3 separate regions of the Mus musculus genome follow, and all the other regions are linked to region 3. The links are chromatin loops, found by intact Hi-C in ENCODE. Cell type or tissue: left cerebral cortex. All regions are shown on one strand.

The links. A loop is a pair of places that touch in the nucleus more often than their neighbours do. Peaks named below come from ENCODE experiments on the same cell type or tissue, not always from the same donor. Only the 100,000 strongest peaks of a DNase experiment are listed, where the experiment ranks them.
Region 1: it touches region 3 in a loop (3.0-fold over the local background); 12 of 42 quality-filtered maps call a loop at or near these places.
Region 2: a loop joins it to region 3, with 4 times the contacts of the local background. A loop is called at or near these places in 6 of 42 quality-filtered maps.

What each region holds. Positions count from the first base shown.
Region 1 is chr6:92,476,416-92,478,915 of GRCm38, forward strand. The region is part of intron 2 of Prickle2 (prickle planar cell polarity protein 2); the gene reads right to left. Among named protein-coding and RNA genes, the nearest start is that of Gm38862, 73 kb to the left of the region's middle. In left cerebral cortex, CTCF peaks have their summits at 1,411 (motif pointing left) and 2,384 (motif pointing right); DNase peaks (open chromatin) are centred at 212, 1,426 and 2,380; H3K4me3 peaks cover 1,312 bases; H3K27ac peaks cover 124 bases.
Region 2 is chr6:92,520,417-92,522,916 of GRCm38, forward strand. All of the region lies in intron 2 of Prickle2 (prickle planar cell polarity protein 2), which reads right to left. Among named protein-coding and RNA genes, the nearest start is that of Gm38862, 120 kb to the left of the region's middle. In left cerebral cortex, no CTCF peak of the experiment used is centred here; a DNase peak (open chromatin) is centred at 1,449; H3K27ac peaks cover 1,070 bases.
Region 3 is chr6:92,664,399-92,666,898 of GRCm38, forward strand. The region is part of intron 2 of Prickle2 (prickle planar cell polarity protein 2); the gene reads right to left. Among named protein-coding and RNA genes, the nearest start is that of Prickle2, 41 kb to the right of the region's middle. In left cerebral cortex, a CTCF peak has its summit at 1,271 (motif pointing left); DNase peaks (open chromatin) are centred at 462, 824 and 1,280; H3K27ac peaks cover 1,567 bases.

The sequences.
Region 1 (2,500 bases), 190 kb before region 3:
GTGGGGCCAGGTCGATTCCTCCCCTGCACTTTAGCATGTCCTTTGGTGCTATTTGTGTTATCCTGGTAGCCATGTTGTTGAGGCTCTGTGAGTGTCAGCTCTCCTATTTGAAAGGAAGTGTTGAGCCAACTTGATTCTCACAGACTTCAGGACTAAACTTGTGCTGGAAGCTTACCCTGTCTTCTACCACACAAAGATAGACTCAGAGCATTCTTGCCAACAAAGTCCTTCAAAAGGCGGATGGTGCTTTAGTGCAAAATATGTGCTAGGCCAGTGAAAGGAGTCAAGATCTCAGAAGGCTTCCCTCTGGTTTCGATGCACAGATGAGAAGAGAATCTTCTTTCCTATCCCTCCCCACTTTTTCTTCCCACCCTTTTCCTTTGCAGTTGCCTTTGGTTTTATATCCCTTTGGCATTGGTGCTAGTGATGAAACTAGGGCCTCATGAGTTCTGGACAAGAATGCTACCCCTGAGCCATATCCCTGCTCTAGTAGTCTGGCTCCTTCTTTCCTCTGAAATAACAAAACAAGCAAATGCTTGATTTCCAGACTCTAATTAATCAAGCACTTAAATAATTCACCAAGAGAACAGAAAACTCAGCCTCCAAACCCAAGTGACCAAGATTCTAATAAAGATGGTTTACTTTGCTTGATTCAACATATAAGTGTGTACACACTCACACTCACTCTCACACATACACACAAGCATGCACACACACATGTAAGTGGGAGATTAGGGTGTTAAAACCAAAATATTGTGGGGTTTTGTTGTTGTTGCTTTCGTTTTATAAAACAGGGTTTCTCTGTCCTAGAACTCCATTTGTAGACCACACTGGCCTTGAACTCACAGATATCTGTCTGCCTCTACCTCCCCAGTGTTGGGATTAACAGTGTGTGCTATCACTGGCTTAAAAGTTGTATTTGAAAGTTGGGACAAGAACAAAGGATCAAGAGCTTGATCAATCAAAATCAAGCAAACAAAAAAACAGATTTTTGCCAGAGTTCTTATATAAGCCATTTCTTGGGCTATAGTTCATAGGCCCATCAGTTTATTGAGTAACAACATCACAGAGAGACTCAGGGAAGAAAGATATCAGTGGCCACCACACACAAAAGAAAGCCATTGTCTAAATGCCATTCAGAATCCTATCTGAGACAGAGCATTCGACTCTGCGTACTTGATGACAGCAGTAAACAGAGAGCACAGGCTTAGAGGATGTCAGAATGAAGAGTCTGGCCTCAAGACAGAAAAGTGAGTGGGTAAGAAAGAGCCTCTCTCACTCCTGGGGCACTTGGGTTTAGAAACCAGAGGTTGTCACTCTCTGTGTCACCTCTGCTAAGCTGTTTTCCCTCTTAGCAGTTCAGTATTTTAGATGAACAAGTCTTAAATCTACTGCCCCCTACTGTTCACTGTTTGAGATTGAATGAGAACTAATAAAGTCATGGTCACCAGGAGGAGATCAAGGCCAATATCCAGGACAGGGCAGAGGCTACAGTCACAGCATCTCAACATTTGGAGGGATTTATTTCCAGGGTTCCTATGACAAAAGCCAAATTTCACAGAGATGTCAAGCGATTCTCCCAAGATCACATACGCTTTCAGAAGGCAATGGAGGCAGGCTACTATCAAAGCATTATACATTATACTAATATTACGTCCCAGGACAAGTATACTTTTTTTCATGTTTATACTAAAGATCACATCAACCAGGAGGTACAAACTGTCAGTTCTGAGTTTCGGGAAAACGGATGATATAGCAGACATCTCTCTGGATCTGTTGATTCCTACCCTACTCCACCACCATGTTTTTGTGATGACAGGGACCAACCAAATACCTGCTAGGCAAGTGCTCTGTCACTGACCAAATCACTAGCTCTAATTTTTTTTTAAGTATCAATTTTTTTATTAGATTTTTTAAATTTGCATTTCAAACGTTATCCCCTTTCCTAGTTTCCCCTCCGAAAACCTCTTCCCCCTCCCCCTGTTCCCCAACCCACCCACTACCATTCCTGGTCCTGGCATTCTCCTATACTGGGCACTAGCTCTAATTTAATAATTGTCTTATAAAAGCTGACATTGGGGTTATATTTCTGGAAGGAAGAAAAGGAAGAAGAAAGGGAAGAAGAAAGAGACAGGCTCTGAGAGGGCAGGGAGAAACAGGCCAACTATGTGTGGCTGCATCAAAACACTGGGAAAGAGGTATCAGGGCAATGGATGAATGGAGACACACACACACACACACACACACACACACACACACACACACACTGGGGGGGGGGGGGGAAGGAGAGGCCTAAACAGGCAAGCAGACCTATTATTTTCTGTTTTCCCATAGCTCAGAGGCAGAAACCACCCAGATGGTGGCACCAGTTCCACCCTGGAACTTCTGAGGAGTCATTCTGCAGGTGAAACACAGATCAGAGGCCCAGCCTGGGCAGAGAAGAGACCAAGCATCAGTGCAGGAAAGAAAGAAGGTAGAAGACCTGCCTTTCACTGGCACA
Region 2 (2,500 bases), 140 kb before region 3:
CTGCATGTCCTCTTGTACTTCAGTACAGGATTCTTATCCAAGCACAGTAACAGCTGTAACAAACAACTGAATCCTCAGCCTCATTTAACACATGATGGTCCTATGTCCACGTTCCAGCAAAGCAACGGCATTGCCAGTAGAATGGAACTTGGGGAAATCTCCTTCCAAGACGTGAGCCAAGAGAGATTTATCTCCCTCCATTTTGCTTCTTGTTGCCTGGACTGCAGATGTGGTGGCAGTGGTTGGTCAGACTATGACTGTGGAGTGACTTTGAAGAAAGAGGCCATATGCTAAGTTGGCAGGGCAGGACAAAACAAATCTGGGTCTACAGGACAGTGAAGCAGTGAGACCAGACCTTTACAGCTGCTCTCAGGCAATATGTAAATAAAGCTAAGGTCTATGGGGGCAAAGCCAGCCCACCACCTGCTTTTGTGACTCTTGAGCTTCAAGAGAGTTTTATAGAGGAGCATTTGCCATCTAGGAAATCTAGATGCCCTTTATCCTTTCCTCCTCACCTTCCCAAAAGAATATCACTTACCTCTTAATATTTTTAATTTAATCAATCGAATTCTGTGGGAATTTGTTTGTTGTTTAAATAAGTACACCCTTGATTTTACCTCTCGATTTGAAAAAAAAAAAAAACTTTTAGTTTTTTCATGTGGATCTTAACAAAGCATCCACTGACCCATGGTGTAGAAAAGTCCCTATCACACTGCTGGTTATAAAGAAAACGCTCAGTAAGTGACAACTGCTATTATAATCGTACCTCCAGAAGGCAGAATAACTTCATCATTGATTCTCTTTTGTCAGCTATTACATTCCCACAGAAAAGCATAGCATAATTGTTTATTGATTTGAAGAGAAAACAAATTTCCCAGAGTCTCTTGCTTACCTGTCCTAACCATTTCTCTCCCCTTCCCCCCTCCTCACTTCTTGGTTATTAGGCAAGAAAAACTGACACAAGAGCCTACCAGAGACATTTAAACTACATTTTTCCCAATGCCCCCTTCCTCACTCATCTATCACAGAGGCATTTTAAAGGCCACCTAATAAGAAAGTGACAAGTCAGTAAGGAGCGTGGGGCACTGAGCCTAATATTATTTACATTTCTTTGGAGTGTTTTGGTAACTGAGCCCAACATGTAGCATTTTTTCCAACTAACACAACAATTGCCAAAGTGACACAAATGAATGGAATCCTAGGCCAACTCACTCACATTTGTTATTACCCAGTTGGCACATCATCTTCATGTTTCATTTATGATTCTATGACCAAAATCAGCTTGAGGATCCAGGAAGTATCTTGATCCGACCATACTAGCCGAGGAAACATAGGTTTTAGTTTGCTGGGCAAAAGAAGAATCATATGGCTGAGCTCGCCTGGCAACTCCTAAGCCTTTTGGAAAGTGGCACCAGGTTTCTGGCTCATGTCCATAGCATTCTGACAGCCTGTGCCAGCTCCTCCCACTAACTGCTGCCTCTGCCCCAACCTTCAGCTATCGTCTGCACGACAGTCTGGGTTGCTCCAAATCCAGTCTTTGGAATTTGAAATGGGAAGGTAGGAGCTGTTCGTGATGGCCATCCTCTTTCTCCTCAAAAGAGTCAGAGGAAGAAGGGGTTGGCAAATGAGCAGTGTCAAATGGGAATCCGGGACACAGAGCAGATTCACACATCCTATCCCCGTTCTACTACAAGGTAATAGAGGGTGCATTTTGAAAAGAGTGGTTGTTTAAAACATTTCAGCACATCAAGAACATGCAGAGGATGGCAATAATAGCTTGGGAGGGCGGTGGACAGGAAATCCATAGAAAGAGAACAGTCCCTTTCAATCACCTGGGTGTCTACACTCCCCAATTCATTATGTTGAAATCTTAACCTGAGGTGACAGTACTAGGAGGTAGAAGCTTTTAGATGGTAAACTAGGTCCTCAGGATAGAGCTCTCTAGATTGAATGGGTACCCTATATGAAGGGATCCCCAGTGCCAAGCGCAGGGGTTCACATCTGTAACCTCAGCATTCCAGAGGCTGAAGCTGTAGGATCTGTTGAGTTCAAGGACAGATTGGGCTACACAGTCAACTCCAGGCAAGCATGTACTACAAAGAGAGACCCTGACTCACAAAGGAGAGGAGGAAGGAGGGGACAGAGAAGGGAAGAGAGGGGAGAGGGATTGAGGGAGGGAAGGAAAGAAAGAAAGAGTAAATGCTCTCTCAAAAAGCTAGCTCGCTCTTCTGTCCATCATATGAGACACAGGTAGACAGAAGCTATCATGACAGCAGCCAGTGAATTTGCTAGATGCCCCCAGTTTCCAGAACTGTGAAGGTTCTGTTTTGTATAAACTGTTCAGCTAAGATACTTTTGTTTTTAAAGTTCTCCATGTGATGCAGTAGCTGGAACAATTGATTATGGGGAAAGTTAATGGTTAAAAGAGCAAAGGGTTGCGTTTTGACATTATACGTTCTCTTGAAAGCTAAGTTGCTAAAATGTCCGTGATAGAATGCCC
Region 3 (2,500 bases):
GAACAAATCTGTTGGCTGACTGATGCCTCAGAGAATAAGACTCCCGTTTGGTAAAAATGCCCACCAAGGTTGGCATACCTGGCGGTTGCCAGGTAACTGTGGGGTGGAGTTTAGACAGAATGCTAACAAAGGCTGCTGTGTAAGCGTGAAGACAAGAGTTTGATCCCCCAAGCCCATGAAATAAAATACAAAAGCTGAGCATGTAACATGTACTTGTGACTCCAGAGACAAAGACAGGCAGATCCTTGGGGCTCACTGCCAGGCAGCCTGGCCTTATTGGTAAGCCCCAGGTTCCCAAGAGACACACTCCAAAAAAACCAAGGTGGACCACTCCTGAGTTTGTGTTTTGTATTCTGGGAATGAGCAGAAGCGCATGGGAGCTGGCCAGGCTTGCAGAACCAGGACCGTAGCTCCTATTGCAACATTCCTAGGGAGCAGAAGCAGGTTACTGCTAAAATTGGATCAGGCTCAGCACAGTCCTGATGGATAAGCTGACCCAGCTTCAACCTTCTGAGGAGGCATAGGCTCAGCTGGGGGTGGGGGGCGGGACACTAGAAAAGAGTAACAAAGCTCTTTGTCAACAACAGCACCTCCACCCCCCAGACATACCCATTTTCCTAGGAAATCTGTCCTCCAAGCTTCTGTCTCCAATGGAGAGGAAATAGGGGTTTCAAGAGCAATTTACCTGATACTCCCTGTTTTAAAACACATGACCAACTTAAAGCCCAGAGAACCACATAGCAAACCTGTCAGTTTCAGGGTTTCCATCTCCCCATGTGTGAACTGGCAATAGTAAGCAAATCCACTTAATGGGGGATCTGGGCTTATTTAAAGAGTGCATGAAACGGCCTTGGGAGAATGCCTGGCAGGAGAGAGTGAAACACACGTTTGGGATTCATACCCTCCTTCCAGGCTTGCCTCCTCAAGAGGGGACCGAGAAAATCTGACAGACCATGCGACAGTGTCCTTCCTATTCTGCATATGGAACAAAGCAAATAGGGGTTGCTTCTCTAAAATTAACCCCTTTCTATCTTTGAGCTAGAGAAACTAGACCTAACAGTTGTAGCAGGGGACAAGAAGGGAAGGAGGGCGCGGGGGACTCTTCACTTCAAGAACAAATGGCCTTCTTTAAACAAAAGGTGGGCTGAGGGGGGCAGCAAGGGATTTGCCTCTCTTATGAAGCCAGGCTAATTACTTTTCTGTAGGTTTTTCAATTAAATAAGCTCAGGGCCAAGGACACCTCGCCATATGTAGGAGACTGCCCTCTGCTGTGGGTTTTCATTACTGCAGGAAGTTTGGGTGTTTGGATTTTTCAGGTCCAGGAATTAATTCTAGGACTGTTGCCAGGAGAGGATGCTGGCCTATTCAACTCTGCCCTCTGCCCTCCAAAGAGAAAAAAGAACCCCCCAGTGTTTGCAATCAAAGGAAGAAATGTTTGGGGAGCATCCCAGACCAGAGGATGTTGTTAAGAACAAAACTACTCACACCCCTAATGACTCAGCCTTAAGGCCAGGGAAAGGCTCTCATGAACAAAGGCAGGGCAACTGTGGAACCATCCCTAAGGCTCATGCACACAGCAAGCTGTTACTCAATACCAGGTGGTGACCTGGAGGAATCGGCAAAAGGAAGCTCAAGTGATCAGAGTAGACTCACGATACACATCCCCTGTCCCTGGAGGGAAGTCTGGGGAAGGCCTGACAGGCAGGGAGAAAATTCATGACTCTGGCTTGTTGTGTATGGAAGATGGGGCACACACAGCACAGCATTGTGTGGCGATCAGAGGACAGGTCTGTAGAGTAAGTTCTTGCCTGTGCCTACATGGATTCCAGTGGCCCAACTCAGGTTTCCAAGCTTGTATAGCAAGCACCTTTCCTGCTCAGCCATCTTCCCTTGCCACGCTGTTTATTTCTTCTAACTGATTTTCTGTAATATTGTCATTTTCACTGGCGATTATTACAGATGTTCTACGGATATTCCCACATTTGTGAATAGCACGGATAGCCTACAGTTGCACTGAAACTTGGAGCTGCCAACATATCAGTTCCAACTTCTGCTGGGAGGAGCCTAAGCTGGTGAAATAAACCTTACCTCTACAGCTTAATAACTTTCTTTTACTTGGGGATGAGGGTTTCAGGACAGGGTTTCTCTGTGTAGTCCTGTCTATCCTGGGACTCTCTCTTTCTCTGTAGACCAGGCTGGCTTTGAACTCAAGAGATCTGCCTGCCTCTGCCTCCCATGTGTGGCACCATGCCTGGCTAACAAATTAATAATTTTAAAACTTGTGCAAGGCACAACTTTATGAGCCTGTTTTCTCATCTATAAAATGGGATTCCCACTTACCTTAGGGGGTTGTAGAGACTGGAACTCATATCGATATCAGTTAGCTCTGGAAGATAGTCATATTAGCCTGTGCTGACCTGTGGCTTGGAGTCCAGTCTAAAAGGATTTTACATGAAGGTAGGAAGCTGAATATTCTACGAGCTTTGCTTGAGGAATGGGG